Linked DNA regions of Homo sapiens: region 1 is linked to region 2. A link is a loop called in an ENCODE intact Hi-C map of the cell type or tissue named here. Cell type or tissue: A673. All regions are shown on one strand. Each heading gives the region's core, and the rest is flanking DNA. Links, peaks and the distances in the headings are about the cores only.

Region 1 (2,500 bases), core at 1-2,500, 570 kb before region 2:
TACTTTTCAGTCATTTTCCTTAGAGCTTTATTAAATTATGCATGCTAAGATTTAAAGGAGCCCCAGATAAACATGATGGGGAAAAGCACTGAACTAAGAGTCCCATGGTTTCTCTTCTGGTCACAGTTCTTCCATTGGTTGGATCTGATACTTATCTTGGGACTTCAGTTTTTCCGTCAATAAGATGAGGGATTAGGTGAGATCTGAAGTTGTTTCTAGCTCTATAGCTTCTTAACCCATCACCTTTAAATTACCAGAATCTTCACTCATCTCTAAGTAAACCTTTCCCGGGACTTTTACTCGCTTCTTTTGGAAAGGATTAAGCTGAGATCTAAATTTCCACACCAATGTCATAATGCACAGAGGTTTTTGAAAAACATCTGAGTGTTTTTCAGATGTTTTGCCATGTGGAGCATATAATGATATGTGCAAGATTGAATCTTTTCAATGTAGCACATGTCTGTAGGGTTATACAGATGTCAGAGAGCTAACTGCTCTGTAAACTACTTTCCATGAGTAAATTGGTCCTTGGTGGGGGTGTATCATATTTTTAACTTACTGAGATATCATTTTAGTTCATTGAGGTTGGCAGGGATTGCCTAACTGATCTTCCAAAGTGAGCAGTTTATTTCTAAGGTATAACGTCTTTGATGCTTTTAGAATAAGAACAGTGTCAAATCATCTGTCTTCTGGAAAATCATGGATTTTCATATTTCTGTTAACAGAATTTCTCAGGCTTTCCCTTTTTAAAAGTATTGGACTCTACAAATAGGTTCTATATTTGGGATCTCATCCTAGGAGAAAACCCAAAACTGGATTCCTCTTAAGACCTCTGTCAACCCTCCTGCCCTTTGTGGTCTTAGGTATGGTGCTATAGGTTGCATGCGTCTTTATCTTGTTTGTTTGGTTAATATTTTGTTGTTGAGGTTTTTATTTTTGTTTACTTCAGATACATAATTCTGAGCTATGGCTGCTTTTGTAGCCTTTCCAAGAAGCACTAACCTGAAATAAGATTAGATAATTGTGAGGGTGTGTTACTATATTAAAATACACACACAACTGATCTAGACATCAAGAGGAAGAAAAATGATGGATGATGCCACCTGCTTCAACTGTATATAATAAACACTTATGATGACATTTCTTGCCTGGCTGAGATCTGATATAATGGAATTGTAAATACTCTTCAGAACAATTTCTTCAGCTACAGGAAGCGTGGTGCCATATAATTTTAAGAACTTGGCAGTGGAGCTCCATTTGGGGCTTCACGTTTCTTCATATGACTTCTGATTATTGAAGCATTACTTCAGCTAGAGGCTCCTGAGGGAAATGTTCAGAGGAGGTTTTATCAGGATTTTAATTTAAGGTTTCAAACAGGGGAAGACAGGAAATTCAAAGCGTGACGGGATAAAACTCATGCCTCCCTTTGTCCAGGCTTATCAGAAGTAATACATCTGCTCTGAATAGCATGAATGAATCAATGTGCAGTTTTATCAGATGGCATCATGGATAAAGATGATAATGCTGCCTTTTCTGTCTCTCAGGCTGTTTCCATGGAAACCTCTAGAGCCAAATAAAAGCTAACCAATCATTTAGCCAAAGCTTGCCTTGGCTCATAGACTGGTATTTCTTTAAGGAAAATTGTTTTTATATATTTGACTATAAGAGCAAAGGCTCTTGAACATATCCTAGATTATGGAACACTTTTTCCCTTCCCTTTTCTCTGGAAAAATTAAATTTTTTTTCTGTCCACTGAGACTGGAGTGCAGTGGCAAGATCATAGCTCACTGCAGCCTCCAACTCCTGGGGTCAAGCGATCGTCCTGCTTCAGCCTCCCAAGCAGCTAGGACTACAGGTGTGCACCACCTTTCCTGGCTAATTTTTTTTTATTTTTTGTAGAGATGGGGGTCTCACTTTGTTGCCCAGGCTGACCTTGTACTTGTGGCTTCAAATGATCCTCCTGCCTTACCTCCCAAAGTGTTGAGATTACAGGCATGAGCCACTGTGCCTGGCCAAAAAACATTTTAAATCCCTTGTCTGGGGGTCAGTCCTCTAAACATCCCTCAGATTTCAGATAGTACTTTCAACCCTGTCCTAACATAGCAGGTTTGCAGTAATCTTTTAGAATATAGCTTGTCAAATTAGAGAATGGTTTTACCCCACATGTTCTCATAGGAGACATTATTATTTAGAACCCTAAGGTAGACATGTTTAAAATCAAAGTCCTAAGAAACAGAACTTTGGAAAAATGGAGGAAATGTTTTTAAAGTCTGTAAGTTTGCACGATACTGTATAGTAACTAAATGCATGCTACTCCGTTGTATCCTAGTTATTTTAGAAACAGAGGTGGCCTAATTTGGTGGCCAAAGTAACTGGTTTACTTTGAGTGTACCAGCTTATGGTGCCATTGATGAGGAATTAAAGTAGGTCAAAATTTAATTGGAGTTGGTATTACTTCGTAAAGCTAGTTTTCAAGAGGAAGAAAACCACACTTACTAAT
Region 2 (4,818 bases), core at 928-3,427:
CTTGTGATTTGCCCGCCTCGGCCTCCCAAAGTGCTGGGATTATAGGCATGAGCCACCATACCCGGACTGATGGTGCTTTTTTTGATTTTCTCCTCCTTCTTGTACATAATGCTAGAGCTCAGATGCAACGGCTGGAGCTCCAACAGCTATCTTGGGCCATGAGGTGACCTCAAGAATAGAAGCCATGTACTAAAGATGGCAGAGCAGAAGCAGCCTAGGCTCTGGATGATATCATGGAGCAGCCATCCCCGTCATAGACTGTCTAGCTGCAGGTTCTCAGGATAGGAGAAATTTGAAACTCAAATGTGTTGGAACAACATTAGTCAGATTTGTGTAATTGGAAGCTCAACACAACTCGTTACAGGCACAGGACTGATGGAGGAAAGTGTTTGACACAGTATCCAACACATAGTGAGTAAGTACAGGGATGAAATAATTAACTATTGGCCTGGCGCAGTGGCTCACGCCTGTAATCCCAGCACTTTGGGAGGCCAAGGCGGGTGGATCACTCAAGGTCAGGAGTTCGAGACCAGCCTGGCCAACATGGTGAAACCCCATCACTACTAAAAATACAAAAATCAGCCAGGTGTGGTGGCGCCTGCCTGTAATCCCAGCTACTCAGAGGGCTGAGGCACGAGAATCACTTGAACCTGGGAGGAGGAGGTTGCAGTGAGCTGAGATCACACCACTACACTCCAGCCTGGGTGACAGAGTGAGACTCTGTCTCACAAAAAAAAAAAAAAAAAAAAAAGAAAGAAAGAAAGAAAAAAGAAAAGAAATAATTAACTATTGACTAAGCTCAGGAAGGAAGGGTAGAAGGGAGGGAGGAAGAAGGAAGAGAAAGAAAAAGAGGAAGAGAGCCTGGGCGCAGTGGCTTATACCTGTAATCCCAGCACTTTGGGAGGCCAAGGCGGGTGGATCACTTGAGAGGCCAGGAGTTCAAGACCAGTCTGGACAATATAGCAAAACTTGTATCTACTAAAAATACAAAAATTAGCTGGGCATGATGGTGCATGCCTGTGATCCCAGCTACTTGGGAGGCTGAGGCACAAGAGTCGCTTGAACCTGGGAGGTGGAGGTTGCAGTGAGCCGAGATAGTGCCACTGCACTCCAGTCTGGACAACAGAGCAAGACCTGGCTCAAAAAAAAGGGGGGGTTGGGTGGGGAGAGAAAGGGAGGAGGAAGAAGGAGGCAGTCTATGATAGCTCAAGAATATTTCTCTGCTCTGGAAGTGGGCTGAGGCTTTGAAATGAGGGATCTTTTGGGCAAATTCAAGCCCCGACCCACTCCATGCCTCACCCTTAGGTCACCTTCCTGGAAGAAGCCGTCACTACCATGTTCTCAACAACCCCACTGCCCCAGGTGCTTGGAGCTGACTCAAGACGGAGCAGGGCCCAGACCAACAGCAGCCTGGACCCAGCCCCATGTCTGTTGCAGAGAGGCACTGCCCAAGTCTCCTTTCCTGTCTGCGCTAGTTTCATCATCTTGACAGTAATGCAGACCCTCTGGAAGGGTCTTTCCAACTGTGAATAGTACGGTAAGATGTTTTCAAACTTGCCCCAGAGGTGGCTCTCCTATGAGAAATGTAACCCCTATGTGCTGAGCAGGCACATTTTCCATCAGGACAGCCCAGAAAGGCTGATATCATTACAACAGACATGGGGAGTGAAGCTCCGGGGCTCACAAAGCTGAGGAGGGCAGAGCCAGCTTTTGGACCCTTCAGGGTCTGGGACACCAAAGCCATGTTTTTAGCCTCTGCGTTTTACTCCCTTTCCAGACTTTTTTCTTCATCCCCTCCCTGAGTTGAGGCCCTGACAAGAGGAAGAAGCTGTATAGGAGTTGGGGACAAGTTGAGGGTCGTCCATGCCCCCAACACACACCCTGCCTCTGTCCCCAGCCTCTTCCCATCTCTGGCTCCAGTCCAAAGGCAGCTCCAGCCCACTCAGCCCCACCCAGGTGCCTCTGGGGGGAAAACAAATAACAATAAAATGGTAATAACTTGGGCTAAGCAAGAGCACGGGCAACAGCTTTAGTCAATTAACATTCCTTCAGGGTTTGAGGCAGGCCCCCTTCAGCAGCACCTCATAAATGTCAGGAGGGACTTGGAGGCAACTGGAGTTTCTCTGTGGCCTGGCTAAGGCCAGCTCCCTGAGCTGGGGTTGTCCAAGTGGCTTCTCCAGGGAGACAGGGGTACACACAGCCGTCCAGGGACTGGAAGGAAGCCAGAGTGAACACCCTTACTGGGAGCCCGAGTCAGCATCACGTGGGGTGGGGGACAGATTGATGGTGCTAACCAGAGGCCCAAGAACCTTCCTGATCCCATCCTGGGATATGGTGGGCCTTTCTGCACTGGGAAGCAGCGGCAAGGCATGGTCAACCCCTCCCTGCTCTGACAAGAGGTCATAAAGCCTCAACCAATCTCCTCTCTTTGCCCAACTGCACTGTGGTGGTTAATTTATGTGTCAGCTCAACTAGGCCACAGGGTGCCCAGATATTTGGCTCACCACGATTTCTGGGTGTGTCTATGAGGGTGTTTCTGGATAAGATTAGCATTTGAATCAGTGGATTGAGTAAGGCAGACTAGCCTCCCCATGTGGGAGGACCTCATCTGATCCACTGAAGTCCCAAATAGAACAAAAGGCAGAATAAGAAAAAATTTTCTCTCTTTCTGCTGGGATATTAGTTTTGTCCTACCTTCAGACTCAGGCTGGGACTGGAACTTACACAATTCATTGGCTCTCCTGGGTCTCAGGCCTTCAGACTCAGGCTGGGCTCCCCTGGGTCTCCAGCTTGCAGCAGATCTGAGGACTGGTCGGCCTCCAAAAGCATGTGAGCCAATTCCTTATAGCAAATCTCTTTATATGTCTATTTTCTATATCCCTTCTTCCCTTTACTCTGAATGCCCAGTCCATACACCTTAGCTTGTGGAAGGGATCTCCCCAGTTCCTACTTCCTCCTCCCTCCAAGCTCAGGTTCCCTGATGCCCCAAGGGGGACCCCTCTGATTCCCTCTCATTCCTCTCCATATTTTTCTTTCATAGCACATCTTAGATTGCATGTCGGTTACTTTCTGTCTCCCCCAGGAGACTGTATGTCCAAGTCAGGGGCAGGGTCTGGCATGTGCACTGCTGAGAGCCCACCATAGTGCCTTGAGAATGGGTGAAGAAACAAGGAGACAATGCCCACTTCTGCCTGAAGGCTCCCAGATGCCCAGTGGGATGGAGGGTTTCCTGGAGTCCCTGTGTGGTCCCTTTAGGGCAGCCCTTCTCAAAAACCAGAGGATCCCAAACCTGCCAGTGTAACCGAATCTCCTGGGCTGCTTGTGAAAATGCAGGTTCCTGGATCCACGGCCAGAGATCCCGATGGCTGGGAAGATGCATTTTGGCAAGCACCTTGCAAGATTCCCATGCAGAAGAAAAGCAGTGGCCCCTGGAGGGTGGGCCTGGAACCTTCTCTGGGTCCTCCCACCTCTGCCATGGTACCCTATCTGGTAGAGGCTTTCTGGAAGATGCATCTCTCCCGGAGAGATGAGTGGAAAGGATGGGACTGGAAGTCACTGGGGTCTGACATCCAGCTTGAGCTCTGTCCCCAAAGGAGCAGTATGACCCTTGGCAAATTGCTTCCCCTCTTATTCATAAAATGGGGGATATAATACATATCCCAAGGGCTGTAGCAGGAATAACTGGAATTTTCTGCAGGGCTATAGAGTCATACGTGGTGTACTATTACTGTATTCACCATTATTGTCACTATCGTAGTGATTGGCAGTTTTGGACAGAATCAAGGAGGGCTTTGAATGCCAGAATGAAAGACGTATATTTAGATTTAATGTCACATACGTGTGTTTATTCATTCATTGATTCAACCAGTGTTTACTGAGTTACTACCATGTTTCAGTCCCAGGTTCAGGCCCTGGAGATAGAGATACTGCACCTGGCCTGAGAAGTCTCCCCTGGCCAGGGGCCACAGTGTTCACAGGGCCAGGCAGCTCATGTGGGTGAGCGTCTAGGTGGGGCCTGCAGTGAACCAGGGCCAGAGTCTCCATCTGCAGAGGGCAATTGCCCCTTAGCCCTGTGCCAAAGAAGTCAGGCCAAATGGGTTGGAGCTTCTGATTTTACGAAAGCAGCTCAGAATTTGTATATGACTGTTCTGATTTTTAAATGTTGGCCTCTAAGGCCGGGTGCAGTGGCTCACGCCTGTAATCCCAGCACTTTGGGAGGCCAAGGTGGGCAGATCACTTGAGGTCAGGAATTCGAGACCAGCCTGGCCAACATGTGAAACCCCAACTCTACTAAAATACAAAAATTAGCCAGGCGTGGTGGCGGGTGCCTGCAATCTCAGCTACTCAGGAGGCTGAGGCAGGAGAATCGCTTGAACTTAAGGTTACAGTGAGCCGAGATTGCAGTGAGCTGAGATTATGCCACTGCACTCCAGCCTGGGTGACAGAGCAAGACTCTCAAAAAAAAAAAAAAAAGTTGGCCTCTAATTTTAAAAGTTAGTTTAAGCTGAGAACTGAAGAATTGAGTGAGAAGTAGTACCCGGATGCTAGGTACTACTTCTCCGTGGACATATGTCCACTGGGACAAGGAGCCAGTCCTGGTCGGCTTGGCCCATTCACCAGGAGGAACACCAATTCCGAGGAGGAACTGAAGGTGCTTCCAGAAGTGATCATCTGGGTGAAAGGTGACTTGGGAGTGCAAGAGCTTGAGGGAGGAGGAGACAGAAGTCCAGAGACGGTTAAGACCAAAGCAAGGTTACACCGCAAATAACAGCCGAGCTGGAGTCAGAACACAGCCTACAGGCCCCTGCCTAATGCTCT

Evidence for each region. Hi-C counts contacts between places; a loop is a spot of excess contacts. Peaks named below come from ENCODE experiments on the same cell type or tissue, not always from the same donor. Only the 100,000 strongest peaks of a DNase experiment are listed, where the experiment ranks them.
Region 1: it touches region 2 in a loop (4-fold over the local background); 2 of 110 quality-filtered maps call a loop at or near these places.

The regions. Positions count from the first base shown.
Region 1 is chr5:154,053,894-154,056,393 of GRCh38, forward strand. It overlaps MFAP3 (microfibril associated protein 3), which reads left to right. Exons shown (of 3, transcript NM_005927.5): 3 at 1-2,500. Among named protein-coding and RNA genes, the nearest start is that of MFAP3, 16 kb to the left of the region's middle. In A673, for the core only: no CTCF peak of the experiment used is centred there; a DNase peak (open chromatin) is centred at 1,508.
Region 2 is chr5:154,625,708-154,630,525 of GRCh38, forward strand. No RefSeq gene overlaps it. Among named protein-coding and RNA genes, the nearest start is that of MIR3141, 32 kb to the left of the region's middle. In A673, for the core only: no CTCF peak of the experiment used is centred there; a DNase peak (open chromatin) is centred at 2,454.